Regions from separate parts of the Homo sapiens genome. Here all the other regions are linked to region 4. The links are chromatin contacts, found by Hi-C or POLR2A ChIA-PET in ENCODE. All regions are on one chromosome and are shown on one strand. The core of a region is the stretch at or near the end of the contact, and the rest is flanking DNA. Distances in the headings are between cores, read along the strand shown.

Region 1 (6,953 bases), core at 2,221-4,720, 1.0 Mb before region 4:
AGGGCTTTTCAAAGAGGTACAAATTAAGTGATGACAAGATAGCATCTTATGCCTTTTGAATTAGCAAACATTTAAGAAAATAGTAATTCTTTGTGTTGAAGATAAGGCAGAAAACTGCTGTATATGCTGCCTGCGGCAGCTAAAATTACTCTGATTTAGGAAGCAAATTTGATGAAGTAATCAAGAACCATAAAAATGTTCATTCAGTCTGACTTAATAATCCGCCCCTGAAAATTTATCTGAGAAAAAAATCCTAAGGAAAATTCACCTCCTTTTACCATCAAACCTTTAAAGTAGAGGAAAGGCCATATATTAAATAATGTGAAGATTTTAATTTATAGAGTTAGCCCTAATAAGGAAAGGAAGGGAAGCAATCTAAAATGCTGAGTCATTGGTGAAGGCCATTAAATATATTATGACACATATACTCTGTAGAATATTATGCATCTGTTAAAGTGATAATTATGGCCACTGTGTAGCAACATGGAAAATGTTTATAATGGCAAACGAAAAACAGCAGGATACACATTTGTATCTTGTCTAAAATTTCAATCCTGTCGAAAGATACACATGAGGGCCAGGTGGTGGCTCATGCCTGTAATCCCAGCACTTAGGGAGGCCAAGGCAGGCAGATCACTTGAGGTCAGGAGTTCAAGACCAGCCTGGCCAACATGGTGAAACCCCTTCTCTACTAAAAAAATACAAAAATTAGCTGGGTGTGGTGGCATACTATGACTGTAATCCCAGCTACTTGCGAGGCTGAGGCAGGAAAATCACTTGAACCTGTGAAATGGAGGTTGTGGTGAGCCGAGATTGCACCACTGCACTCCAGCCTGGGTGACACAGCAAGACTCCATGTCCAAAAAAAAAAAAAAAAAAAAAAAAAAAGATACACATGCCTAAGGACCCAGACTGGAAGGGAACTCAAGGCAAACAAAAACAGTTGGTATGTTAGGGTCATGGGACTTGTTTTTATTTTTATTTACCTTTGTCCTATTTTCTCAATAAACTCAAACTAGAAATGGAAACACAGTCACAGAAATGAAGGATATTCATAAAGCATTGTTTCCTGTTGGAAGCTGCCTTTTATTCTCCTTTGCCCTCAGACATGTACTCCTCATTTTGATGAGCAGCAAGTGATCAGAATTATCCAGCCTTCAGTCAAACATAATCTGTAGAAGAAAGCACTGCTTTATGCAAGGAGATTTACTGTGTGATGGTTGGCAAAAGAAAGGATGCACAAAGACTCTGTGTGGGCAGATTTAGCAGAGGTACTGAAAGTGAAAGGAGAGGCCATCTGGTAGAATGTGCTGTGGCAAATTAAACTGAGTTTTATGAACATGAAATACCAGAAGAAAATCCAAATGCCCTGGACTTGGAAAAAGCCCATCTGAGGCACCATAAAACCAATCAACTACAGACTGACAATATGCCACTCATAAGCTCAGATATGCCCATTACTAGGGACAGCATCATTCAAGCCAGATTTTGCAGAGCTCATTTGATGTGGATTTCCCGTAGGGGAAAAAATCAACAAATTACCCACCGTGTCCCCCACACATGCGCAGATGCCTGATACAGAGCTACTGTTTCAATAAATATGGTAAATGCATAATGATCTGGAAGGCATTGGTTTGGCTTCTCCTGCCTCACATTCATTAGTGAACTCTGACACCCAAACCAGACAACTAGACTTGGGTATGGATATAAGGAGCCATTTTTCCCTCCCTCCCTCCCTCCTTTCCCTGCTTGCCTTTCTCTTTTCCCTCCCAATTATTTTCATTCTTTCCTCTCCCCTCCCTCCATCTCTCCCTCCTTCTCTCCCTTCCTTCCCTCTGTCCCTCCCTCCCTCACTTCCTTCCTTCTTTCCTTCCTTTGTTTCTCTCTCCCTCCCTTCCTCCCTCCCTTCCTTCCTTTCTTTCTCGCTCCCTCCCTTCCTCCCTCCCTTCCTGCCTTCTTTTCTTCATTCTTTCTTTCCTGTCCCTCCCTCCCTCCCTCTTCCTCCCTTCCTTCCTTCCCTCCTTCCTCTGACTCTCTCCTTCCCTCCCTTTCTTTCCTCCCCTCCTCTTTTCTTTTCTTCTTTTCCTAAGCAGTTCATATCCCTATCCTTTAGCCTGTATGTCTGGAATTCTTTATAGTTCCACTACACTTGCCCCCTCATTTTGTCCTAATGTTCCTCCAATTCTCCATTTCCTCTTTATTTTTACTCTGGGGCTCTTTCGAGTGCATGTATCCTGCATATTCAGCTACTTCTGCTTTTCCTCACCTTTAATGCTTTGATTGCTTCCATTAGAGTGTTGATAATTCTGTCATGATCCTTGTCTGTATATAGTTCTTCCTTATATTTCAAGTCCCTTTATGATAGCTCTGCTACAAGTGTGTTTTCAATGGCACTGTAGTTCTGCTGTGGCTTTGGGGCTGCTTTGGTTTTCTTTGGAAGGAGATAGCTACATGGGTAGCTTGATTGAGGAAGGGCACAAAAGCAGTCTAAGTGTTTGAAGGACTGTCTCTGGGAAGAGGAGCTTAGCTATTCCCATGTGGCTAGAAAGGGCACAACAAATCCCACTGGGAGGTGTACTTAGACTCTGTAAAAGGAAGCACATTCTAATATAGCAGGTCAAAGACTGAATGGGCTATTTCCAGGGCCGACATATCTGGGTGTTCAGTTTGTGCATTGTACAAAGACACCTGGCCGAGAAAATGAATGGGAGCTGAAATGCAGCCCGTGCTTTGCTCACTAAGCCCTGTGCTCTGGAGTGAGGCCATGCCGACCTAGAAGAACGGGTGCCAAGATAAGTTACCTTTTGATATTCCACATAAAGACACCAGTATGTGCTAGTGGTAGCCCTAGCTATCCCAGGAGGGGATATTGTCTACTGTTGCAGAACAAGGGAGAGAATAGATGAACTTGTGTGCTAGAGGAAGTGCTTGCCTCTTCTCCACCATCTCCACATTTCCTGGATGTGCTTTGATTCTATTGCACTGCCAAACAATCCCTTTTTCTAAACTTGTCTGTGCCAATCTTGTGTCTTCTTATCTCACATATGCTAACAACATCCACATTAAGACTCTCAACTTCCCCGAGATGGATAGGTGCCATCACATACCGTGCTGGATTGAATTCTCATTTCAGAGAATACATCTTCTTTCTACTTTTCAATGAGGATCAGCATCCCATTCTTGCCCACCACCTAGTACTTTGTTAGGAACACAGGAGGTAAGGCAAACTGAAAGCACTTTGAAAACTGTGAAGAATTTTTTCATCAATATCATTAGACAAGATCCTGTTACACCAGGAAGTCAAGAGGCTTTACTGGCATTTAGTGCCTCTTGTTTCACCATCAAGATTCCCTGTCTACAACAGTTCATAGCTGAGTCTCTATTCATCAAACTTTCTGCAGGGTTGACATACACACCATTTATTTGGCTCTCAGTGTATAACATTTGGTGGTGAGTCACCCTTTCCTGTGTACATCTTGTTTACCCCAGATAGACTGTAAGCTCCTGGACCAATTCAGGAAACCACATACTGGTTTCCTGGTATGGAAAGGAAATGTTTTATTTCAGAAAGTCACTTCTCTCCATGAGCAAAGAACAGTGAGGGTCATTTTAAACTGTTGTAGCTGAATTCCAAATGGCAACTGAGATGGTCCCAAGATTTGGGCCATGTCAATTTAGGGAGTAGGTAATTAAAGGCAGTCCAACAATTTCACAAATTTATAGTTAGGTGCCATGCCGTGCACTGTCTTGGAATTCCTCACAAGGACATTGTGTAATGTATACTTTTTGAATTCAATTGAATTTATCCTTCCTTCCACCTTTCCTCCCTTCCTTCAACAAATATTCATTGAGACTGTACTATGTTTCAGTCTTTGTTCCAATGAACCTAAACAGACAAAAGTCTGTGCCGTCATGGAACTTTCTATTCTTGTCCAGATCTGCCATTTACTAGTTGTGTGTAGACTCAACCAAATCACTTCCTTCTCCGGACCAAGTGTGTTCTTCTGTGTACACTGAAGGTTTCACAGATGTTTCCATTTTTCCTTCCTATTATTTTTTCTTTAATCAACCTCCGTACTTTTAATTGCTTTCTTGGTTATCTATTTTTGCCTAATATCCAGTACTGTAAGGAAAATAACAAGGATGTACTTTTTCTTTTCTTTTTTTTTTCTTTTTTTTTTTGAGACAGAGTCTCACTCTGTCGCCCAGGCTGGAGTGCAGTGGCGTGATAACGGCTCACTGCAACCTCTGCCTCCTGGGTTCAAGCAATTCTCCTTCCTCAGCCTCCTGAGTAGCTGGGATTACAGGCGCCCGCCACCACACCCAGCTAATTTTTGTATTTTTAGTAGAGGCGGGGTTTCACCATGTTGGTCAGGTTGATCTCGAACCCTTGACCTCGTGATCCACCCGCCTTGGCCTCCCAAAGTGCTGGGATTACAGGCGTGAGCCACCGCGCCCGGCCGAGGATGCCCTTTTTCAATGGTTCACCTTTGGGTATTTTTATATCTATGTTTGCCTAGATCATTCCTTTGTTTTGATATCATCAATTTGTTTAGCCCAAAGATAATGGCTGTTGTATTTCCGTCTTGAGTGCCAAGCTCACAATGAGCTGTTACTCAGTTTTTGAAGTATTTTCTCCCATTATAACATCAACCTTCTTTCATTTATTTCCTTTAGTCCTCTGTCCTGAGAGCATCCCCCAGAGTTATAGCCTTGGATTCTCAAGCTGCAGGAGATTGCATGTTTAACCATGATAAATACTCAGGACAAAATTGAGCCTTTTTTTCTCTCATAATTTTATTTGTTTAAATCTTGACTGCTTATAGTAAATATCCTCTCAAAGATAATTTCATTTCCAAACAATTTGGTACCTGATCTGACGCAGCTTGAGTGTTTATTTTGGGGATGTTGTTTTTCTTTTTTAATGAGTTCCCCAAAATAGCTTTTATTGTTTTTACATCTTTCTTTTTTTTCCCCGGGCTATCAGAGGGATTGTAGTTAGCATTGCTGGAGGATTATTAGTTTATTAATAATAATTATCTCTTAAATTTCTTTTTTGGAAGCAGCATTTGGTCATTATTGAAAAAACAGAGCTTTTAAAAAATGGAATGACTTTAAGGAATCTGAAGAAAAGATAAATGTACTCCTGTATGATTTTTATAGTGTTTGCAATCCAGTGATCATTCTCACATTGTTTAAGTTTCAGTTTCAAGGTGCGTTGTCCCCCTTTATCTGTGGGGAATGTGTTCCAAGACCCCCGGCGGATGCCTGAAACCCTATATATACTATGTTCTTTCCTACACATACTTACCTATGATAAAGTTTAACTTATAAATTAGGCACAGTAAGATTAACAACGACAACAATAAAATAGAACAATTATAATAATATGCTGTAATAAAAATTATATGAATGTAGTCTTTTTCTCTCAGAATATCTTATACTGTGATCACGTATTTCCTGACTGTGAGTGACCATGGCTCACTGAAAATTGAAAGTGAAACCACAGATAAGGGTGGGGACTATGATAGTAAGGTAAGATTGGTATTAATATATTGTCTGAGCAAGGCAACTAAATGTGTTCCTTTTGGAATGCATACTGTTACAATTCAGGTTTAATTATTAAACAGCATTGGTCTAAGTGGATGAAGGTTCTGTTTTCGACCCATAATTTAACACATGTCAAGTTTAAATGTACACAGTAACTCAAAAAACGGCCTGCCTTTGGTTGTTGTTTCCAGGATACTGTGAGCATTGCAATTAGCAATAAGGAAAGCACTGACCAACTCCCGGAACCACATCTAGTTGCCTGGCATGGAAAGGAAATGCTTTTATTTTAGAAAGTCACTTCTCTGCATGAGCAAGGAACAGCGAGAGTCATTTTAAACTATTGTAGTTGAATTCCAAATGGCAACTGAGGTGGTCCCAAGATTTGGGCCATGCCAATGTAGGGAGTAGAGGATTAAACACAGTCCAACAGTTTTACAAATTTCTAGTTGGTGGGTGGCTGGGAACTGTTTATTATTGTTAATGTTACTGAAAAATCACTTGTTTCGTGTTAATACATCATCCCTTCTCCAGTCCTCCAGCCCCAGTGAATTTTGTGTTGATATAGCAATGTGTTCATAGTGCCACTTTACTGAATCAGTTGTTAAACAAATATTTGTGCCATACCTACTATTTTACAGACATTATGTCAGGCACTGGGGAATTTATGTTGGTGAATAAATAGACATGGTTCCTGCTCTCATGAAACTTAAAATCTGGTCTTTTTAAGCAAGCTATTTCACTTTTCTGAGAGTCAGTTTCATTATCTTAAAATAGGCATAATGCCTATCTGGAAGGATTGTGGTGAGAATAAAATGAGACTATGTCTATAAAGCACTGGTGTGATGTTTGGCACATAGAACATGGTAGAACCTCAACAAATGATGGCTCTTATAATCATTGTGAGTGCTGGAGAGCCCCAGTGCTGGTCTATGGATTGAAGAGCTATCGAAGAGGTTCTTGCTGAAGGTTCACCCCTTGGAGTATCTCTACTCAATCCACTGAGTGGGAAGATTTGAAGGTAACAGGCTACGGGGGTTGAACTTTTCCCACATGGACATTTTAAACTCAGTTCAAATACATTTGAATGAGAGAGCAAAGTACATTAAGCACAGAATTTCTAGAACTCACCTTGGGAAATTTAAAGCTGACCATTTTCTCTAGCATTTTGGAAATTATCAAAAGGCCAGACGGAATGCACAATTCACTTCTTGGCTGCCAGGAGTGAAGGAGAGAAGAGGTGAGGTTGAATGATTTGAAATTCAGTTCGTCTGTGTTAGAACAAGTCAAAACAATTCTAGCTGTTAATTTTAGTTAGTTGAGTCCAGAGTAAAGGTTTGTAAAGGGCATAAGAAAGCAACATTACTTTTTTCTCACAATGAGCACTTAAAAGATCTTTTAAAAGT
Region 2 (7,406 bases), core at 3,136-5,635, 1.7 Mb after region 4:
TGCAGCAAGCTATGATTGTACCACTGCACTCCAGCCTGGGCAATACAGCAAGACCTTGCCTCTGGAAAAAAAGAAAAAGGAGACAAAGAGGGGCTCTGAAAGCTGTTAAAGTGGAAGGGCAAGTTGAGTGTGCAAGTAGGGAGGTGGAACTACATGGGCTGTGGGCAACACAGAGGCCCCTCCCGCTCCTTGCAGGACTCAAGTTTTGAGACCCGAGACCACCCAGTCAGGGTTGGAGACTGGGGGAAGCAGGGCTGGAAGGAGAAAGGCTCGGAGTGCTCCGCTCATGGTGCAGGCTGGGCACCCATGGGCAACTCGAGAAGGGGAATTCCTGCCAAGTCAGGGAATGAGCCATTGGTAGAAACAGTGTGGCTGTCGTCAGGAGAGTGGTGATCTCAGCCTGGCTGGCCCCACCTGGCTTGGGCTCACCCAGCAGGTAGGTGGAAGAGCGGCGAGCCGTGTGGGGAAGGAGAAGGGCAGCAAGGAAGGTCATTCAGGTGGCCCATGGCTCCCCAAGGTGAGGTCAGCCTTTTTCATCAAGGGGGGTGGGGCTAGCTTTGGCTGCAACGCGCAGATCATGGGGCTGTGGTTAGTTCTGAGAGGCTGGGGAAGGTGGGAACTTATGGGATTCCCACAAGCCGTGGGCTGCAGGGCGCTGGCAGGCATTAGGGCCAGTCACCATGAGCTGGTTGGCAGTGCTGACCTCTCTTCCTGCCCTTCCCAAAAGGAAAACCTCTCCTTGCATGCTGCCTTGAGGCTTCAGCCTTGGTTCAAACTACATTCACTTACGGGAGGGATCCACCATTAGTCCTGAGCAACTTCAGCCCTGGCCCTGTCATACTTTCTCCTGAGAGCTGGGTTGAGAAAGGGAAATGAAGATGAACATGACACCTAAGAGAGCTAACATTTATTGAAGACTTACTGGGCACCAGACACTGCCATAGACATTTGTTATCTCATTCAGTCCTTGCCACAGCCTTGGGAGGTAGGTTCATATTGTCTCCAATTTAAAAATAAGAAAAGTGAGGCTGGGGGCAGGGAAGTGCAGATGGTTAATGGGTACAAAAATATAGTTAGAATGAGTAAGATCTAGTACCTGATAACACTACAGGGTGCCTGCAGTCAACAATAATTTATTGCACATTTAAAAATAACTAGGGCCAGGCGCGGTGGCTCACACCTGTAATCCCAGCACTTTGGGAAGCCAAGGCAGGCGCATCACCTGAGGTCAGGAGTTTGAGACCAGCCTGACCAACATGGAGAAACCCCATCTCTACTAAAAATACAAAAATTAGCCAGGTGTGGTGGCGTATGCCTATAATCCCAGTTACTCGGGAGGCTGAGGCAGGAGAATCGCTTGAACCCAGGAGGCAGAGGTTGCGGTGAGCCGAGATCACACCATTGCACTCCAGCCTGGGCAAGAAGAGTGAAATTCCGTCTCAAAAAAAAAAAAATCTAAACTAAAAGAGTATAACTGGATTGTATATAACACAAAGAAAGAGGCCGGGCGCAGTGGCTCACGCCTGTAATCCCAGCACTTTAGGAGGCCGAGGCGGGTGGATGACGAGGTCAGGAGATCGAGACCATCCTGACTAACACAGTGAACCCCTGCCTCTACTAAAAAATACAAAAAATTAGCCGGGCATGGTGGCGGGTTCCTGTAGTCCCAGCTACTCAGGAGGCTGAGGCAGGAGAATGGCATGAACCCGGGAGGTGGAGCTTGCAGTGAGCCGAGATCGCGCCACTGCACTCCAGTCTGGGAGAAAGAGCGAGACTCCATCTCAAAAAAAAAAAAAAAAAAAAAGAAGGAAAAAAAAAAAAGAAAAAGAAAACACACAAAGAAAGGAGAAATGCTTGAGGTGACAGATACCCCATTTACCCTGATGTGATTATTACACATTGCATGCCTGTATCAAAACATCTCATGTAACCCATAAATACACACACCTACAATGTACCCATAAAAATAAAAAACAAAAATAAAAAAATTAATTTATTTAATTTATTTATTTTTTTGAGATGGAGTCTCACTGTGTCATCCAGGCTGGAGTGCAGTGGCACGATCTCGGCTCACTGCAACCTCTGCCTCCCAGGTTCAAGTGACTCTCCTGCCTCAGCCTCCCGAGTAGCTGGAACTACAGGCATGCACCACCACACCGGCTAATTTTTGTATTTTTAGTAGAGATGGGGTTTCACCATGTTGGCCAGGCTGGTCTTGAACTCCTGACCTCAAGTGATCCACCCCGCTCGGCATCCCAAAGTGCTGGGATTACAGGCATGAGTCACCACACCCAGCCTAGTTTTTGTTTTTGTTCTGTTTTAAAGAAGAAAAGTGAGGCTCAGAGAGTTTAAGTGACTTGCCTGAAGTCACACAGCTGGTAAATAGTGAGCTGGAATAGGAACCCAGGTCTGTCTGAGGTTACAGACCACTGAGCTCTTAGCAAAATGGGAAAGTGTGTGTGTGTGCACGCGTGTGCAGACGTGTCTGTCCATTCGTGAATTTCAAAGTCAAGGTAAAGAGGGCTTAGGGACATCCGGAACCTACCCCAAATTTGAGAGGGGACCTCGTGGATGAGAGGCCAGCAGAGAACTGTGTGTCTCCAGGATCTGGAATCCCCTGGGAAAAGCATGCCCGCTTGGAAAAGACAAAGTGCTTGTTTTGGGGACTTGATTCTGAGTATCCAGGAGGTCTCAGGGGCCGGCGCCCCAGTCCAGCCACAGGATCTTTCCTTGGGAACTTGTAATCTGCAGCTGCCTTTGTGGCCATCATCCACCACCACTCCTGTCCCCCAGTCCTGCGCCTGAGATGATCCTTTCCCAAGGCAGGAGAAGCAGGCCGATGCTGGAGGCTGAGTAGGTCCTTCAACCTCAAGCCCTTTAGAAGGCCCCATCCCCTGGGGCTCCTTCAGTCTTGATGCTTTCTGCCAAGGCTTAGGCCTTGCTGCCCCCACCCCCAAAAAGGCCACGTGGAACTATACAGAGTAACAATTCCCAGCGCACTCTCTCCAGAGCCTCCTATCAGCAGACCCACGTAGGCGGCGGTATTGATGTTGAGGCAGGTCAGAGAGGGCAAAGGGGAGATAGAAGGGGAGCGTGCCTGAGTGGCTTTCAAGTGGGCGCGTGGAGCAGAGCAGCCTGGCTTTGGACAGGGGAAGAAAGGTAGGCATGGGCTTTCTTCCAGCACCCGAACTCTGGCTCTCTTTGCACTTGCTGGGCCAGCCCCTCTCCCCCTAGCCCTTCCCCTGACTCATATCTTGCCAGCGTCCCCCACCCCAACTTCCCGCAGGAGTCCTAGACTCGACTTCCCTAAGAAGTCGCCGAAACTCTCCAGTCACCCCAGGTGTTACGCCCAGGATTCTGCGGAGTCGGGCATATGGTTCCAAAATTGTATCCTCTGGGCATCTCGCGGCCTCACCCGCCGCACGGCCCGCCCTCCCGCTGGGGCCTGCACACCCCAGGAGCTCAATAATGTGGAGCGCAGGGCTTGGCCCAAAGGCGTCAAGCAAGTCTCCACTTGCACGGGCCGAGGGGGCTGGACGAAACCTTCCCGAGTCCGCGGGGAAGGGATTTCTCTGCGGGGCGTTGTATGGGGGCTTCGCACCGGGAAGGGCGCGGAACGAGCAGAGAGCTCGGAGTCTCGCTGGCTAGAAGCAGAGTGGGGAGCGCCCGCCCGGGCCGCGGCGCACGACGCGGGCTCTGCGGGCGCCCTGCCTCGTGGTCCCCCGGGCGCGAGCGAGCCGCGAGGGGAATGAGAGGCCGCGCGGGCCCCTGGCACGGCTCCCCATGCCGTGCTGGCGACCGCGGCGGGCGGGCCGGGGCGGACGGGCGCTGTTTCCACCGAGATGCCTCGTCCCTCCCTCGTTCCCTCCCCCACCCCGCCCGCCCGCAGTCCCTCCCGTCGGTCCCTCCCTCCGGCTCTTCCCTCCCTCCCGCCCTGCCTCCTTCGCGCCCGCCCCATCCGCCGCCTGCGGGGACGTGTGTGTCTCTACTGCATTTCCCCTTTCGCTCGCTCGTTTCGGTGCATGTCTGCGCCGGTTCGCGCCCCCTCCCCGGGCGCCCCTGCCGCCCCGTGTCTTGGCCCGGCCCTCCCCGGCGTCCGCCCCGCTCCCCGCGCGCTCCACCCCGCCCCCCGCCCCGTTTTATCAGGGGCGCCGCCGTCTCACCTGGTATTTGCATCTCTCCCTCCAACTTGCCATTGGCGGCGCGAAGTGTGGGAGAGCCCTGCGCCTCGCCCGCCCGGACCAGCCTGCCCCGGCGCCGAGGTGAGTCACGGGCGCGGGGTGGCGGGGGCAGGCGGGCGGGGAAGAAGGGCGGGCGGGGAGGAGGGCGGGGGACGGCGGCCCCGGCGGCCGCGGGGACCGACCGGGCGCCGCGCTCAACTTCCACTTCTCCTTTCGCCGGCGCCGAGTTCCTGGCGCCGCTCGCCCGGCCCGGCTTCCGAGGGGAGAGGACGGGCTGGCGGGGCTGGGGACCCGCGTCTCGGCCCCCGGAGCGGGGACCACGGAGACAGACCCCGGCCCGGCGACCGAGCTGGGCCCGTGAGCCACTCGGCCTCAGGTACGTCGATGGCGCCGGTTCTTCGAGCCTTGGGGGACGTGGAAAAGTTTGCTTGAGGGCGGAATCGAGAGCGCCGGGGCCCCGGCGTGGGGCTGGGGGCCCAGGGAAGGGCGGGAGAGTCGCGGAGTGTCGCGAGCCGCCCTGGAGTCGCCCCGCCGCGCGTGTGATGGAGAACCCGGGCTCCCGATCCCGGGATGGAAGTGGAATGGATTCCCCGAGTCGGGGAGTCGGGGTAGGGGCCCCTGTTTTCCCTCGCCCCCGGCAGCCTGGGTTCCGTGACGGGGCCGATCATGACAGCGGGCCCCCAGAAGCTGGGCGCCCGAGGGCAGAGGAGGTGGGGCGGACCGCGGCGGAGCTGCTAGATGGATCCGACTGCCCCCGGGGCTTCTGGGGCCAGGGCTTTAGGGTCACACGCACACACGCGCACGCAGACCTATGATGTGGAGAACTGGATCGCCAAAATAGAGACCTCTTGGCAGGGGCCGGAGTTTCCGTGTGAGCCAGCCGCCAGCCTTCCCGCTCCCGCGTTCCCGCTCTCCCCGACTCTCCCGCCTCCGGGTTCCCTCCTGGGCCGCCGCCTAGGGGATTCAGCAGCCGCACCGTGCGGGGTCCCCTCACGCCAGCGCCTTGCTTTGGAGGCTTGAGGGACTGCTGAGGCGGTGACCGCTTTATGAATTCCTGGCTCCTCCACCGCACCCTAACCCTGACTCCCTTTTCTCACCACCGTATGCCTGCACATCACCTTCCTGACCAGAGTCACCTCCTGACCCCTTGGCACCTCGGCTCAGCGAGGTCCTCCTGGGCCGCCCCCGCCCCGCACCATACCCCAGCTGAGGGATTTGATGGCCATTTGATTCCTGCCCCTCATCCCTCGGCCTGTGATAGAGGCCTGTCTGGTCCTGCAGCCTCTTCTGGTTAATGTTTGACAGTTCATTGTGGCTAATTATTTTAATTAGCTCTTAAAGTGGGAAAGAACAGTTAACCTTGGACTTCTCGATTTTGGCCTGGTGGGGCCTCAAATGGGAGGAGTGCTGGGGAGGTGGGGAGGTAGGAGCGGAAGTGAGGTCACCACCCCAGGGCCTGAACCACCACTGCTCAGCCCCAACAGCTGGTGGGCACGCCCATTGGGGACTCACCCCCTGCCAGCTGACCCCTGGCCCGAGTGCCAGGTTGGAGGTGGGTGAAGGGAACAGTTCTAGCTCTTCCCTTTGGGGAGACTTTGGCACTGAAAATGCCCGGGGAACACATATGCCCAGCAAGAATGCCAGTCCTTCCTTGCAGTTAGTTACACTGGGTTTTCCTGGTTATAAAGTGCTTTCTCAACCATTAATTCAGATTCAGTGCATCCAGTACAGGAGCAGCGTAGGGGGAGCTCTCTGGAGTTCAGTGAAGATTATCAGGGAGGACTTCCTATCCCAGCCAGCTGGTGTGAGGAAGAGGCTACCTTGCATCTGGTTGTTTTTGGGGCTGGATTCAGAGCCTGGGATCTCTTGTTGGGGGCAGGGGTGGGGGGGACCATGAAGCAGGCTCCATGCTACCACCCTCACCCAGCCTCTTGCTGTGAGCCGAAGGAGTGGCTTGTTTGCAACTATGTCTGGCATTCCTCCCTGTGCTGCACTGTTTGCTCGGTGGTTGCTCAGGAACTGGCGCCCACCCCTGGACAACCTAGGGGCCCAAAATTCACTCTCCCTCACCTAGTGCTAAGTGGTGACACAGTGGCTTCTGTCTTCTCTGGCATATATTGGGATCTAAAATAGAGGGTGCTGTGGTCTGTCTCTAGGGGCCTGAGTGATAGCATGTCCAAAATGCCCCTCATCTTGCAAAAATCAGGCCCTGTGCCGCACAGACCCAGCTAGACACAGGCTGAGGAGTTTGCTTTCCTGGGGAAACCTCTGCTCTTCTGCTCTTAAGCTTGGCCTTCTTCCTTTCCACATCCCCTACCCCCGCAATGTAATTTTACATCCAGTTTTTGTTTTTGCGTTTAGAGTGTTGTTTTTTTTTTGGTTTTTGTTTTTTAATTCAGGGTCTCACTTTGTCACCCAGGCTGGAGTGCAGTGGCACAGTCACAGCTCACTGTAATCTTGAACTCCTTACCTCCAGTTCTTTTTTTTTTTTTGAGATGGAGTTTCACTCTTGTTGCCCAGGCTGGAGTGCAATGGCACGATCTTGGCTCGCCGCAACCTCCGCCTCCCAGGTTCAAGTGATTCTCCTGCCTCAGCCTCCCGAGTAGCTGGGATTACAGGCATGTACCACCACGCCCGGCTAATTTTGTATTTTTGGTAGAGACGGGGTTTCTCCGTGTTGGTCAGGCTGGCCTCGAACTCCTGACCTCAGGTGATCCACCCGCCTCCGCCTCCCAAAGTGCTGGATTATAGGCGTGAGCCACTGTGCCCAGCTACCTCCAGTTCTTAAAGCCTGGCTGTCTAGGTTGAAATCCCAGCATTGTTATTTACTAGCTATGTGATCCCAGTCAATTGTATGCCCCAGTTTCCTTATCTGTCACATGAGACCACTTTATAACACTTTGGTGAGGATCAAATACATGAATGAATACATATAAGATGCTTATTAGAACAGCACATGGCACACAGTAAGTGCTAGCTGCCCTTACGATATTGCCTAATGCAGCGCCTAAAACTCAGATTCAATTCAGCAAACACTTGCTCAGAGCCGGTCCTAGTACCAGACCCCAATGAAGTGGCAGTGAGGAAAACATGGATGTGAGGAAGACACCACCTGCCTTCCGGGATTGTGTGTACCTTTTCGTGTGGGCTGGAGTCAGAGCAGGTGTACAGGAAGGGGTCAGGGAGAGGGGATATGTCATCTATATAAATAATTGTAATTGGAAG
Region 3 (7,415 bases), core at 3,852-6,351, 1.5 Mb after region 4:
GGATGATCATGAGTTTGTTCTTTACTGACATTTTGTAGGGGTAGGCGTGTGATTCACTCAGAGATCAACCTGTGCCCTTCATTCTCTCCAGTTTCTTTAATGTTATATTCATCCCCACCCAGAGAAGAGGCTTCAGTCCATCCAGCACACCCAACTTTGACATTCAACTAGATAATTACAAATGAAGGAACCCGGAATTCAAATTATATAGGCTGAGGCATCTCATAAAAGCAGTTCATGGTATTCAGTTAGCTTGATTCAGGTGCAAAGCACAGGCTCACACTACTACTCTCTCATATTCTTAGCCCTCCTATCTCTCTACTATAGGGTTTCTAGCTATATATAACTTTGTCCCCCCAACTAGGCCCAGGCTGAGCTAAGAACTTTTTCACCTTCCTTCTAGCGCCCAAAGGAATGATAGCAATATGATGTCTATCTTCCCTCTGACATTTAACGTACATCCATCTAGTGGATCTCCTTTTCCTTCCTCTTGGCCTTTTAAAACACACACATATAAATACTGTTCTTCTTTTATGTTCTAGTTCTTTAACAACGTATTCTGCTCCCAGCCTCCCTTTTCTCCTTCCCTATCCCACCCCCGTTAGACCTGTCATCATCAATCTTTTCAGCTTTACTCTCTTTTTCTGCCACTGTCAGCTTGCTCTCTCTTGGATTTTATTTTTTCCAGAGCTCTGGCCTCTAGGTTTTGCAAATTTTAGCATGTATTAGAATCATCTAGAAGGTCTATTAAAACATAGATTGTTGGGCCTCTCCCCCAGAGTTTCTGATTGGTGGTATGGCCCTGAGAATTTGCAAGATCCCAAATAACGCTGATACTTCCACACTTAAGAACTGCTCTAGGCATTGCCTACTAAATCCTGGTCCATCTGAAAGTAGTATCTGTTCTTAGCATGGACTCTCAGATTTCTTTCAAATATTCCTTTTTCAGAGCTTCACAGTATGTATACTTCTGAATTTCAAAAGCAACTTCCAAGTGGTTTATGGTGAGGAATGCAGACTCCTGAAGTCAGACTGTTAAAATTTAAATGCTAACTCCAGATTCATTTCCTGACTCCACCACTTACTAGTTCTGTGACCTTGGGCAAGTTAATCTCTCTATGCCTCCACTTTCTGAACTGTAAAATGGAACTAATAATAAAAACTATATCATAGGGTTGTTGTGAAAATTAAATAATATATGAAAAACACCTTTAAAAGTGCCTGGCATGTAGCTCAATAATTGTTAGTTAACTATCATTATTACATTTTTAAAAATTTAAGTACCCAAATTTACATCTTAACAGATATTACTTGCTGCCCACCCCTCCCTCCCATTGCCCAGTCTGGGGTTAGCAGCTATGAGTCACAGTATCCCTTTGAAGGTTTTGCTTTGTTTCCACATAAGGAATTCTCTGTAACTAAGCAAAATACAATTTTCCAGAGAAGATAGCAAACACGCTGATTAAATGTTTTAGTTACAGGCCACAAAAATCATTATGGAGGCTTCCTTTCAAGCATAGCACATATAGAGTCTGGGATAGATAGCCCTTTTGAGGGAAAGTTGTTGAAAAGAATTCTAATGAGCAAAGTAGGAATAGCCACTTCAAGTATCAACTGCAGCTGGAAATAGGAGTCTTGAAGACTAAATACTACCTTATCACCATTTCTAGCTATGCCCACATTTTCCAATTAGAATTGATAGTAAAATATGACACATATGGTGAGAGTAGAGATGGAAAAGCAAGACCATGGCATATCCCCTCTTTGAGTTTGTGAGGAAAAAATTAACTCTCCATTCACAAATTTATCGATTGCCCCAAATAGTCTTAAAGGTTTCAGACAGCTACTTTTACTTAAAGTTGTCTCTCCAAAACTTTTTCTCCTTACAACTTTTTTCAACTCTTTGTATTACAGAGAAAGCCTCTATCGGAACTTCACAAGCTGCTACCAGCCCTTTAATAAGGAAAATGTGCTCAGGGAGCAATGATGAATCAGTGAAAGGCAAGGAACAGGGAGGACATGGCAGGAAGATGAAAGACCAGTCGCTGAATCTTAGGCCAGTTAGCCCAGTGGTTCCCTAATGAAGTTCCCACAATTCTGGGGCGAAATGAAAAAAATAAGGACACTTAGTCCTTTTTTTTTTTTTCAGCTAAATGTATTTAATTTAGGGACTGTCTATTATTAACAGATCAGATTCTTCTTACGCCTGGAGCACAGGCTAACTAGCCTGTATTTGTGTACCCTTCCCACATTTTCATTTACATTTTACTGGCCCATGAAATCCAAAAATCTGGAGACCACAGGCAAAACCCACCATTGCCACAATCACGACTTCCCTACCCCCATCTGATAGTAAAATCTCTTTCACTCCAATGTTAGGAAAAAATCTTATGAAGAAATCCTGGATCATATTTGATTAGATCTGTTTTTAGACACTCCCTCCTCATATTGAGCCAAAAGTCTGTCTTCCTCTAATTTGTACCCAGTCTTTGGAGGTAATATTCAACAAATGCATTCTTTTTTCCCTAGGCAAGCCCTTCAAATATTTAAAGACAGCTATGATGTTCTCTTACATCTCATGTTTCTTGAGCTAAATATCCATGATCTTTCTCTTCATTTGACACATTATACTTCAATTACTAGAGCTTAAAATTGCACTCACTTTTTTGGGAGCCACATCACACTATCAAATCATTAAACTGTCAGCTGAAACCTCCAAGTCTTTTACATAAAGTTGTCTACATGCATGCGTGTTGTGTCACACCTATTCTACAGGTGTGCAATATTTTTTGAACCTTCTTTTATCCCTTCTATATCTTAATCTCAGGCATAAAAATAATGACTAGGATGAGGGTCAACTTCAAGATGTCCAATGTTATTTCCTCTCTTAACTAAGTAAGATCCCCAAGGGAAGATACTATATCTCACAGTACTTTTTATAACCCCCATTATAGCTTGCATAGAATTGAATACATATCCATTCAATACTTAGTTGGTTTTGCAGTGTGACATCCTTTACCTATGTATGCAGCCTGTATATAAAAGATTGCAGAGGAAACAAGGAAGGTAACTTGCTGGACCTGGCCAATGCTACACACCCTGTGTATGACACTATCTTGATCCCCAGATATTCTCTGCCTGCGAACCCTGTTCCCTTGCTTTTGTTCCAAGGAATTACTTATGTAAAATACCCCAAGCCCTCTAAAAATTATTTTAACTTGTAGGGGCTAACCCCAAATATGCGTAAAAGTAGTCATATCTAAGGTAAAATAAAAATATAGTACCCTAAATATTTTTACTGTATAAAGAAACCAATGAAAATTGTCTTCAAAATGCCAACATTTATTCTGAAGATCTGACTTCGGAGAATTTGATAGACTAATGAGTGAAAGTAAGAATGTCCTACAATACAAGTTACATTGCCCTATACTACTCCCAAGATCTGGTCAGGAAACTCTGGGTGCCTCTCCTGCTTTCTCCTTTAAGAAAGAGTAGAAATTAGAGATTCTCAGATTCAGAAGGTAACAATGGAGAGCCAAGCAGATATTTATTGAAGGCATGCTAAATGCCCAAACCTGCAATGCACTTTGGGTATAATCATATTTGAAAAACACAGATATTCGTTCTAGCACCAAGACAATATTTACCACTCAACCTGTCTTTTCTGAATAACCAATGAGATGGGACAGAGAAAAAAGTACGAAATACAGTACTTGCCTTTCAAGAGCTTATAATCTGGTGGAAGAAATCAAAGTAGTGCGTTAGAGAAAAATTAAGTACTAAACTGTGTAGTACAAACTTTAAGAGCAAGAGGAGCATAGAAAAGACTACAACCAGCATGGGATTGACTAATTTGAAAATTGCCGAGGTGAGAGAACCTAAATTGAACCTTGAGAGACGGTAGGTACAACCTGGTTAGGTGCAGGTAAGGGAGAGGGGCAGGGAAGAGAGAATGAACAGAAACACAAATGTGGGAACAAGCACAGCATGTAGAAGCAGGCATCAGTATGGTTTGTGCCAAGAAGAAAGGAACCTAACTGGAACAGAGAATTCCCTTGTTGACTGAAACAGTATCAGACAAGAAGTGTGATAAGGAGCATGTTATGTTGAAAGGCTTGAAACCAAGGGGTGGGGGTAGGGGGTGTAGGAGGGGGCTGCATGTTTTGTGTGTGTGTGTTTAACAACGAAGTGACTTGAGGAAATCCACCACATTTTAGCCTATTAGGGCTGCAGCAAACACAGTGGATTACATTACAAACGGGAGAGGCAGGGAGACTAGCTTAGGATGGTGCAAAGTACAGCAGACAAAGATGCTTGTTGGCACTGAGGTTAGAGATAGACTTCCCCAATGAAGACACAAAGAACTCGATGATGTAGGGAATGAAGACGAGGGAAGAGTTCATGATAACGCTAGGCATCTCTAGGCTGGGGGGAAAAACAACAACAACAAGGAATCACTGACAGGAAACCATAAATGTCCCTGCTGTTATCCTGTCTGAGAAACTAATTCATGTTGATAACAGCTGTCATGCCAATCAAGTAACTGAACTGCATTTTAATAGATGCCTTCAATGCCTTGACCTCAGGAGTGACAGGGGGTAGAAACCGAAGGGGAGCATCTTTCAACAGTATCCCTTACACTAATACAATGGAGGTGTTTGCTTACTCCGCTTACAATCACGGCCGCCGTTGCAAACTTCACCCTTAGAAAAATTAGGATTATTCCGGGAAAGATACCCATTCACCCTCTGGGTAGCAGGATCTTGCCAGTTCCTCAGCTGTCAGAGCGAGCTCGTGGAGAGAAGGGAGGCGCCTGAAGAAGGCGGCCTCCCAGGGGGGTCGAGGAAGCAGGGTTCAATCGAAGAAGTAAAACCACCGATGCCAGAAGAGTGAAAGACAGGGAAGGGACTCAGCTGAGGGGAGAGAGAGACCAGAGGACCGTTAAGCCCCTCCCAGGCCGGGAACCAGGCCAGCCCGGCCCCGCGCGGCCTGGCGCGGCCCAGCCCCGCTCCCCAGCCTGGAAGTCCAGGAGCTCCCCCTCACCTGCTCGGGCTCATCGGACGACTGGGAAGCTGAGGCTCCCACAGTCGGAAACGCCACTGCAGCGCCAACCCGGAAGCATTGAAACCAACGGAAGTAACCAAAGCGTTGCTTCGGCAACCGCGGCGCAGCCATTTCAACTCCGCCCCTTCCAAAACTAAAAACAAAGGCGCGAAATAAGAGGCGGAAGCGGCAGAGTTCTAAAGGCGAGGGTCGGAACCACTGCAGGCGCAGAAGCCTAGAGGGGCAACCGGACTTGCGGGAGGTGGAGGCAGGGCAGCTAAGGCGTGAGAATTTGGTAGCTTCCCCAGTTAACGTGCTCGCCAGAGGGGAAAGAGGTGTCGCCTCGTCACCGCGAAACCCACCCACCTGGCGCGTAGAAGGACTAGAAAAGGAAGGGGCCTCGCCCCGGTATCAGGGCTTGAGGAGTGGGTCAAGGGGAGTGGTGGGCGTAGTGCCCTGCGCGCTCAGTACGAAAAAGGCGGCAACGTGGAGGGGGTGGGGCAAAGGCTTCAAAACAAAAGTAGGAAAGTGAGACATAGGGGTGAGCCGAATTTAGTGAGGTGCCTGGGCTCAATGAGAAAATAAAGTTCAAGGCCAGGCGCGGTGGCTCACGCCTGTAATCTCAACACTTTGAGGGTCCGGGCGCATCACTTGATGCCAGGAGTTTTGAGACCAGCCTGGCCAACATGGTGAAATCCCGTCTCTAGTAAAAATGCAAAAAAATTAGCTGGGTGTGGTGGCACGCACCTGTGGTCCCAGCTACTCGGGAGGCTGAGGCAGGAGAGTCACTTGAACCCCGGAGGTGGAGGTTGCAGTGAGCTGAGATCACGCCACTGCCCTCTAGCCTGGGTGACAAAGCAAGACTCCATCCAAGAAAGGAGAGAAAGAGAGAGAGAGAGAAAGAGAAAGGAAGGAGGGAGGGAGAGAGAGAAAGAAAAGAGAAAGGGAGAGAAAGGAAGGGGGGGAGGGAAAGAAGGGAGGGAGGGACGGAGAATGATCCAGACAGCACCTACTGGACGTCAGACATTAACCAGTGAAAAATTACGGTCAGACCCCTTACTCGAAGCTCTTGCTTTAATCAGAAACTTCACTTAAGAAAGAGCAAGTTGGATACCAAAAAGGGGACCACAAAAAGCTAAACAGATGAGGCAGAAAAACACCAACGGGAAATCCCAGTTAATCCAAACCTCATAATCCACCAGAAGATGCCAAGAGTCCGACCCCCAGCTTCCGACTCTGGCCCCTCTGGCTGCTGGAAGGGGAAACCGCAAAGCCCCTGGGTGATTCCATTAGCCAATGTGCTATGACGTCCGATTTTTGAGCTATGACGTCCGATTTTTGAGCCTCTTAACAACGTTCCCTAATCACGCGAGAGTACGCAATAATAGGGTTTATTGCTTATGTGTTATAAGGAAAAGTCAGTGCAAGTTGGCCCTAAATGGTTATTTGTTGAATGAATAAATATTTGGAACTATGTTCTTCCAAAAGGATATTTCTCATTTTAGTTCACCTTGTTTTATTTTGTTGGGTTTTGTTTGTTTTTTTTTGGACAGAGTCTCACTTTGTGGTCCAGGCTGGAGTGCAGTGGTGCGATCTCGGCTCACTGCAACCTCCACCTCCCAGGTTCAAGCGATTCTCCTGCCTCAGCCTCCTGAGTAGCTGGGATTACAGGTGCCTGCTACCACACCCAGCTAATTTTTGTATTTTTAGTAGAGACGGGGTTTCGCCATGTTGGCCATGCTGATCGCCAACTCCTGGCCTCAGGTGATCCACCCGCCTTGGCCCCTCAAAGTGCTGGGATTAAAGGCGTGAGCCACCTCGTCTGGCCTGTGTTTTTGTTTGTTTGTTTTGTTTTCCACTTAAAAATTTCTCCAGGCAGCACACATGACGATAATATTAGCTGACATTGTGCAGTACCTACCATGTACCAAGGGTGATGCCAAGAGCTTTTTGTGTTCCTAACTACCCTATAAGACAGGTACTATTATTTTTCCCCTTTGACGGTTGAGAACACAGGCCATAAAAGGTTAGGAGAGTAATTTAGAAAATGGCAGAGCTGGGATTGCTCTTAACCACTATGCTATGTTGCTCTCATCTATACTATAGTTGGGAAGCCGAGGCAGGAACATCATTTGAGCCCAGGAGGTCGAGACCAGCCTGGGCAATATAAGGAAACACCCGCCTCTACCAAAAATTTAAAAATTAGCCACGACTGTAGTCGCAGTTACTCCGGAGGCTGAAGTGGGAGAATCACTTGAGACCGGGAGGTCAAGGCTGCAGTGAGCTGTGATCGCGCCACTGTGCTCCAGCCTCAAATTTTTTTTGGCTGGGCACAGGAGCTCACGCCTGTAATCCCAGCACTTTGGGAGGCC
Region 4 (7,402 bases), core at 3,977-6,476:
TTTTGGGAAGTAGTTAGGTTTAGATGAGGTCATAAGGGTGGAGCCTGCATTATGATTAGTGCCCCTATAAGGAGATGAAGGGACAGAGGTTTCTCACTTTGCCTTGTGAGCAACAGGAAGATGTCCATCTGCACACCTGGAAGAGGACCCTAGCCAGGAACTGAATTGGCTGCCACCATGATCTTGGGCTTCCCAGCCTCCAGAACTGTAAGAAATACATATAGTTTGTTTAAAAATCTATGATGCTTTTATGGCAGCCCTCCCTGACTAAAACATCTAGAATCAAGTATGGAGAAATATTAAAACTGGTTTCCTCTAAGAAAATAATGTAGGAGATTCAGTTTACAAACTTTAAAGAACGTATATTGACTATTGTTTTGTTAAGGAAAATAAAATAGTAAAATGCAAACCTGTGAATTCAGTGTAATGACATAAGTGAAAAAGGAGTGTGTGTGTGTTTGTGTGTGTGTGTGTGTGTTTGGACTTCCACATTTAGCATTGTAAGAAGTGTATTGATAATTACAAAGACAAATTGGTCACATGACAGATGTACTGAATAACTATATGTTTTTAAGTGTATGAAAAAATAGATACACCAAAGTGCAAAGAAAAGTTACATCTGAAAACTGGTTTTAGATAAGAACTCACCTTTTTGTTTAATACATTTCTTCATTAAGAGTTTCCTAAGAACAGGCTAGGCCCAGTGGTTCATGCCTGTAAATCCAGCACTTTGGGAGGCTGAGGTGGGAGGATCACTTGAGGTCAGGAGTTCAAGACCAGCCTGGCCAACATGGTAAAACCCCATCTCTACTAAAAACACAAAAATTAGTCAGGCGTGGTGGCGGGTTCCTGTAGTCACAGCTACTTGGGAGGCTGAAGCATGAGAATCGCTTGGACCCAGGAAGTGGAGTTTGCAGTGAGCCGAGATTGCACCACTGCACTGCAGCCTGGGAGACAGAGTGAAAGACTCCGTCTCGAAAATAAATAAATAAATATAAAGGTACATTTGGTATGTCACATATGACATGTCAAACCAATGAGAGCTATATAGGCTATAAGAAAATAATCTCAGGAATTCGGCCAAATAACAGCCTTCCACCAAACAAAAAGATTAGTGTCTGCTACAAAATGGAGGAAGATTCCCTGGTAACCTAGAAAGCTGCGTCAAGGACCATGATGCCAGGTGACTAGAGATGACCTTTTCCAGGCCTGGAACTTACGGCGTTTTCTTCTCCCATTTCATCCTGGAATCCTGAGTCTTGTTCAACTTTAAGAAGTCAACTTAATAAATTGAGAAAATGCTGAAGAACTAATGTTGAGAGAAGAAGAGCTGAACTGTGAAGCCAAAGATCTGGTGGAAATTTAATGCTGGAAAACGGAAGAGCCTGACCAGGGCGGGGTGGTTAAGGACTCATTTTGATTTAAGATGGAAATAGAAAGCAAAAGCACAGTGGTGTGAACAAGTTTCCTCAAACTGGGCAAGAATTGAAACAGTTTTGTTTCCATGTGCTTTTGTCTTTTGTTGGCGTTTTTTCATACTCGATGGGCGGGAGAAGAGGCCCTGGGGACAGGGCTGGTTGACATTTCTGGAGCACTACTGCCATCGTGAGGAAATCAGTTGATGAAAATCCAAGCCATGAACAATTCCTCCCAAAAAACCAGGATGTCAAGGAAGGTTGCACCTGTGGGGAAGTTGGGACGGCTTCTGGCCTCAAGCGTGATGTCCTTGCCTTCATCTCTCAGACCTTCTAGAATCTGTGGACAAAGGTGTGATATAGTTGTAGAAGTGGCCAGAACTGACCGGGGAGTAGGCAGGAAATTCATGCATAGGAAGTCCTGGAGGTGGGGCTTTTGTGTCCTCCCAGTACAGGAAGAACTAGAGGAAGCAGTTTACTGCTAAGTGCAGGGCTTCTGATCATTTGCCTCCTGCCCCTGCTCCTTGTTGTAGAGGCAGACAGTCTGGGACACAGTCCTCTAGCACACTGGGGCCTGGGATATGAGCCCCATTTGGCAGTAGTGTTGGAGCTCAGAGTACAGGGGGAAAATTCCCACTATTTATTGTAGAGCATATATTGAAGAATGCATTCAGAGCTGAGAGGCAATAGATAACTGACAAGAAGGGTCAATAACTCTCAGGAGTGTCTTGGAGACATGTGGTAAAGCATCCCTTAATGATCCCAGATGTCTTGTGAAGGTGAGAGGTCATTGCTGATCTCCTGATCTCACTTAAAACAGCCGAAAGAGAAGGCCTGAACTAGATGGGTTAGCGTGCCTGCCTTGGAGCTGCATTTTGACTAGGTCGTATGTTTGAAGTAGGGTAGACAAATGTGTTGAGACAGAACTGTGGATGGCACTAGCAGTGGCCTCAGCTCAGGAATTCCTCAGGCTCAAGAATGTTGTGCTCACCTCACCTGGCTATACTTAATAGAGGCTAACAGGCCTGATTGCCGATGGAAACAATTTCATTGTTTCAGGCATAATAAAAATAACAGCAAAAACAGGAAACTACAAGCAATTGTTTGTCAGTATTTACTGCCCTTCAACCATTGACATCCATTACAGATCATTAGCTATTCCAAGATGAAAAGTTAAAGAGAAACAATTCAGCAAGGAAAGAGAAAAGGAACCAGGCACAAACTTCGCAGAAGAAAAAGGCCATGGAACAACAAAGTCCATTGGCAGAGGTTCTCAAATTCACCAATACTCAAGTAAATTACAGTATGACAAAGTCTCAACCATTCCCCACCTCTTCAAAATATCCCTAAGTAAGTTACTGAACATGAAACCACTGATAACACCTAGTTTGTGTGAACATTTGTAGAATTGGACAAGTTCCCGTGAGGTGGGAAGCATTGTCAATTGGTTTAACTATTTGGTGGGCAATATGTGTGCATCACTTAACCTTTCACATGAGCACACTCTTTGTCCAGAGTCAAGGTCACATTCCCATAGGAGACAGGAGTGCAGAGATGAGTAGGTTCATTCAGCTTTCCTCTGCAATGTCAGAGAGTGGGGAGGAGCAAAGGGCCTATTCTCTAGTAGATTGACTCCACATGTTTCAGCTATACCAGGTAGTCCTCTTAAGTCCTTGAAAAGACTGAATTCCATTCTCAGTGTCCACATCAGTAAAGATATTCCACCTCTTTGATTAGGGGTTAAAGCAAATTATTGACTCTTTGGGATCAAACCATCCTAGTTTACTAATACAAGAAAACAAGCCAAGTGCGGTGGCTCACACCTGTAATCCCAGCACTTTGGGAGGCTGAGGCAGGCAGATCACGAGTTCAGGAGACCGAGACTATCCTGGCTAACATGGTGAAACCCCGTCTCTACTAAAAATACAAAAAATTAGCTGTGCATGGTGGCGGGTGCCTGTAGTCCCAGCTACTCGGGAGGCTGAGGCAGAAGAATGGCGTGAACCTGGAAGGCGGAGCTTGCAGTGAGTCGAGATCCCGCCGCTGCACTCCAGCCTGGGCGACAAAGCAAGACTCCGTCTCAAAAAAAAAAAAAAAAAAAAAGAGAAAACAAAGGAAAAAATAAAGTCTATCTCTCTCTACTTATTCCATGTATGACTACTGTAAGTTGAGTGCATATATATGAATTCTAAAGAATGAATTTGCAGTCTTCTAACGAAGATACTCATTGTGTCTACCTTCCTGGAGTAATTATTTTAAGGCCATGCCCTCAAGTATTAACGTTATACATGTCTCCACGTTTGAAATAGTAACAAGCAAAGTTTACATTGGAAATCAAGAAACAAAGGTATACCTTTCAGGTTTTAAAATAGCCTTCAGTGTAAGAATCAGTTTCTCTGAAAATTATACATTGCTCTGTTTACATATGGAAATTTTAAAAAATCACTTTTTATGGTGAAGAAAACAAAAATCTTTGGGCAAATTTATAAGTAACACAAAATCCAACCATCCGAAGGATATTTAATGACCCATGCGGTGGCCTTATAATAAAAGGGAAAAGGAAAAGGAAAAATTTCAAAACCCAAGGAGATCTGCAAACTATGGGGAAGCCTAAAGTCATACCAACAAACCCATGAGTGTCACACATACACGTACTCATGCAAATATTCAAATGGAATAGATTTAGAAGAGAGCAGAAGAAAGAATATCAAAATACTCATGCTTGTTTTCATGGACTGCTCAGCATTTTCTCTAAAGGATCATGTACAGAGATCATCCCTGGTACGAAAGAGTGGTACTAAAGAGGCAAGTTTTCTGGGGGTCCTGATGTACTCAACTCCCTGAAGGATATCTTGTCAGGCCTACAAGGAATCTTCATCAGAAAAAGGCTAAGGAGCAGGCACAGAGAACAATACTTGCTAATCTTAATGAACAGTTAGATCCTGAGCCTTAAAAGCCTCATCTTCCTTAGAAGAAAGCTAAAGAAACCATTTCTGTCCCATTAAGAGAGATGAAATGAGAGCAGATCCCTCCACGTGGGTATGCCTTCACAATGGACCCTAGAAAAAAATGCTGCAAAGCCACTACAGCTGTTAACTCCTGGGCTCAGAGAATACCTCCAGGCCTTCTGGTTGTGTATATCTGCACTCTTATTGATGTTCTGGAATTTATTGACTTGGCACAGTGACACATGCTCCTTTTCCTCAGATCCTTCTTGCTCTAGGCAACAGAGGCACCAGACTTTTGGTGTCCCTGAGACCTCCAGCTGCTGTTAGATGCCACCTCGAATGAGATTCATTTCCCCCTCCTCACATTCTAACGTTGCTAACATTGGGGCCCATACCCCAAAGTACAGGGATATCTTGTGCCAGCCCAAATGTCTCATGGTCTAAGGGGCAGGGTCAGGAGACCAATGCCCAGAAGCTGTGTGTAGACTGTAGTTTTTCCATAGTCCTGCCCACAGTGAGAGGAAACCAAAGCCCTGCATCAGTCCTGGTACCTTACTTAGCAGCTTCTTCACTGAGATTTTGCCTTTGTCCAGACTGAACTCCTGGAAAGCCTAAGAGTTGAAGTTGAGAAGGCCCATCTTGGGGTCAGGCCCTGTTGAACCTTTGAATTTGCTACATCTTTCTTAACTGCTAGATAGGAGGGAAGTTCAAACCCGAAGCTTTTGCTTTTGTCAAACTACTTCCTCGCGATGGCAGTATGGGCCCAGAAAAGCCAACTAACCCTGCCCCCAGGCCTTCTTCTCCCTCCCATTCCATCTGAAAAAAACCACCACTAACAGGCAAAGCCACCAGGAAATATGGCTACCTTGTGTCTTGCCCAGTTTGAAGAAACTTGCTCACACCGCTGCGCTTTTGCTTTTGCTTTCCATATACAATCAAACTGAAGCCTAAAACCACCCACTCTCATTAGGCATCTTTTCTTTTCAGTAATTCAGTTTCCTCTACTACAGCTTCATAGATCTCCTCATCGGTCACCATTAGATATGCAGGATTTTCCCCATTTTCAAGTTTTCTGATACAAGGTTCAAGTCCCAAGGAGTCCGTGCATGAGGAAAAGATATTGCTGGAACTCCAAAGCTTGTATGAGGCTTGGCTATCTGTCTCCATCAGACGTTGTGGTCTTTGACCTGGCTCATTTCCCAGGCTCTTATGGCGTACTCCATTTTCTGGCTCACATATTTTAGAAAGTAACCAAAATGGCATCCTTCTTTTTAAATGTCTTTCCAGATGGAGAACTCACTAATAAATATTTCAGTTGCTCAAACTTGATGTTCAAAATAAATACTCATATTTAGCTATTATCATTTAAAGACATCAGAGTTAAGCTGTTCCATAGGTTTTGAACTAATATGTTAAAACATTATCAACTTTATCGTATGACCTTTTCTTACACTTTTATATTTTTATGCCTCATATATTCATGTTTTAATTTTCACATACACGATGCTTTGAATGAATAAAGAAACAACACATTTTAAATAATTAATTGGGCAGTTAGGTAGAGAATGTACATTGTGTATCCTCCTTAGATAATTGTATAATTTATTGTCCAAGTTGGACAACTGTGTGAACCGTGACTTCCTAAGGCACACTGAAAGGAATGTTCACCCTATTTATCATTCCACAGTCTTGAGACAAACACTGATCACATCTTTATGCTTTATTTACCTAAATATATTGATAATTTTTTTTTTTTGAGATGGAGTTTCGCTCTTGTTGCCCAGGCTGGAGTGCAATGGCACAATCTCAGCTCACCGCAACCTCCGCCTCCCAGGTTCAAGCGATTCTCCTGCCTCAGCCTCCCTAGTAGCTGGGATTACAGGCATGTGCCACCACACTCGGCTAATTTCGTATTTTTTTTTAGTAGAGATGGGGTTTCCCCATGTTGGTCAGGCTGGTCTCAAACTCCCGACCTTAGATGATCTGCCCGTCTCGGCCTCCCAAAGTGCTGGGATTACAGGCATGAGCCACCGTGCCCGGCCTTTTTTTTCTATTTTTGAGACAGAGCCTTGCTCTGCCACCCAGGCTAGAGAGCAGTGACGCAATTTCGGCTCACTGCAACCTCTTGCTTCCTGGGTTCAAGTGATTCTCCTGCCTCAGCCTCCCAAGTAGCTGGGATTACAGGCGTGTGCCACCGTGACCAGCTAATTTTTATATTTTTAGTAGAGACGGAGTTTCGCCATGCTGGCCAGGCTGATCTCGAACTCCTGACCTCAGGTGATTGGCCCGCCTTGGCCTCCCAAAGTGCTGGGAGTACAGGTGTGAGCCAGTGCGCCTGGCCGATAAATTTTAATTTGTATATACACATACATGTTTACAAAAATTGGGCATTGTCCTGCATATTTTTTCTTTTATACTTTTTCTCTTGGTTATAGTATGAGCATTTTGACAGTTGTACTTTAGTTATCCAAAAGTATAATTTAAAAATATGAAAATAGCTATTTATTTATAAGAAATAGAAATATTTTTATTTATATAAATATTTATAAGTAGAAATATTTAAAATTAAAAGTAATAGACTCAATACAGAATATTTAGAAAATATGGAATTCAGATAAGTGAACACAAAATGACCTATCGTATTACTATAATCTGTATGTATTTTTTCTTTAAACACCAATTGCATAATAGCGTATGTTGGATTTTTTTCCCTGATATTTCTATTTTCTCCTCTTTAATCCACTCTTCATTTTTCTCTACTTCTCTGTGTATCAAATGGCTAATCTGTATGGACTATGTAATCTGGCTGTTTTGCTCTATGTCCTGGTTATGTTCTCCTATAAAGGATTCTGGCAGGATTTCAGGAGTAGGTTAGGTATTTATTTAATCAGATCTATGGTTTTGACTCCATCCCTTAGCCAAATACCACTATCTTAACAGTATCTAGGAGGAGTAATTGAAATATTTGGCAAACAGCCTTAACGAATACCCATATACCCATAAATATAGTTAAACAACGTCGGCATTTTTAAAAATTAA

What was found. A loop is a pair of places that touch in the nucleus more often than their neighbours do. ChIA-PET counts read pairs that join two places held with the same protein, here RNA polymerase II (POLR2A). Pooled maps may share reads with other maps.
Region 1: a map of naive thymus-derived CD4-positive, alpha-beta T cell shows a loop between it and region 4 (5-fold over the local background). The contact joins two enhancer-like sites. A Hi-C loop is called at or near these places in 1 of 168 maps with a recorded cell type or tissue (naive thymus-derived CD4-positive, alpha-beta T cell). POLR2A ChIA-PET finds 5 or more read pairs at or near these places in 1 of 52 experiments (K562).
Region 2: a loop to region 4 is called in a pooled map, with 9 times the contacts of the local background. The contact joins the promoter of ELF4 here to the enhancer-like site in region 4. A Hi-C loop is called at or near these places in 3 of 50 pooled maps.
Region 3: a loop to region 4 is called in a map of naive thymus-derived CD4-positive, alpha-beta T cell, with 9 times the contacts of the local background. The contact joins the promoter of SLC25A14 here to the enhancer-like site in region 4. A Hi-C loop is called at or near these places in 1 of 168 maps with a recorded cell type or tissue (naive thymus-derived CD4-positive, alpha-beta T cell), 1 of 37 single-sample maps with no recorded cell type and 9 of 50 pooled maps.

Annotation. Positions count from the first base shown.
Region 1 is chrX:132,854,713-132,861,665 of GRCh38, reverse strand. The region is part of intron 2 of HS6ST2 (heparan sulfate 6-O-sulfotransferase 2); the gene reads left to right. Among named protein-coding and RNA genes, the nearest start is that of HS6ST2, 100 kb to the left of the region's middle. Within about 2 kb of position 3,470, at least 3 of the 41 ENCODE cell types and tissues checked have a DNase peak (open chromatin) inside an H3K27ac peak, as active enhancers do.
Region 2 is chrX:130,107,476-130,114,881 of GRCh38, reverse strand. ELF4 (E74 like ETS transcription factor 4) reads left to right here and starts at 4,385. Exons shown (of 9, transcript NM_001421.4): 1 at 4,385-4,557. It also overlaps a transcript of RAB33A not described here. RefSeq lists silencers at 3,654-3,773, 3,844-3,893, 3,904-3,953, 4,204-4,353, 4,434-4,503.
Region 3 is chrX:130,337,605-130,345,019 of GRCh38, reverse strand. SLC25A14 (solute carrier family 25 member 14) reads right to left here and starts at 5,101. Exons shown (of 11, transcript NM_001282195.2): 1 at 5,044-5,101; 2 at 4,667-4,913. The coding sequence starts at 4,741. RefSeq lists a silencer at 4,874-5,083 and an enhancer at 4,896-5,469.
Region 4 is chrX:131,811,100-131,818,501 of GRCh38, reverse strand. The region is part of intron 2 of FIRRE (firre intergenic repeating RNA element); the gene reads left to right. Among named protein-coding and RNA genes, the nearest start is that of FIRRE, 16 kb to the left of the region's middle. RefSeq lists a silencer at 868-927 and enhancers at 1,367-1,661, 5,172-5,441. Within about 2 kb of position 5,226, at least 17 of the 41 ENCODE cell types and tissues checked have a DNase peak (open chromatin) inside an H3K27ac peak, as active enhancers do.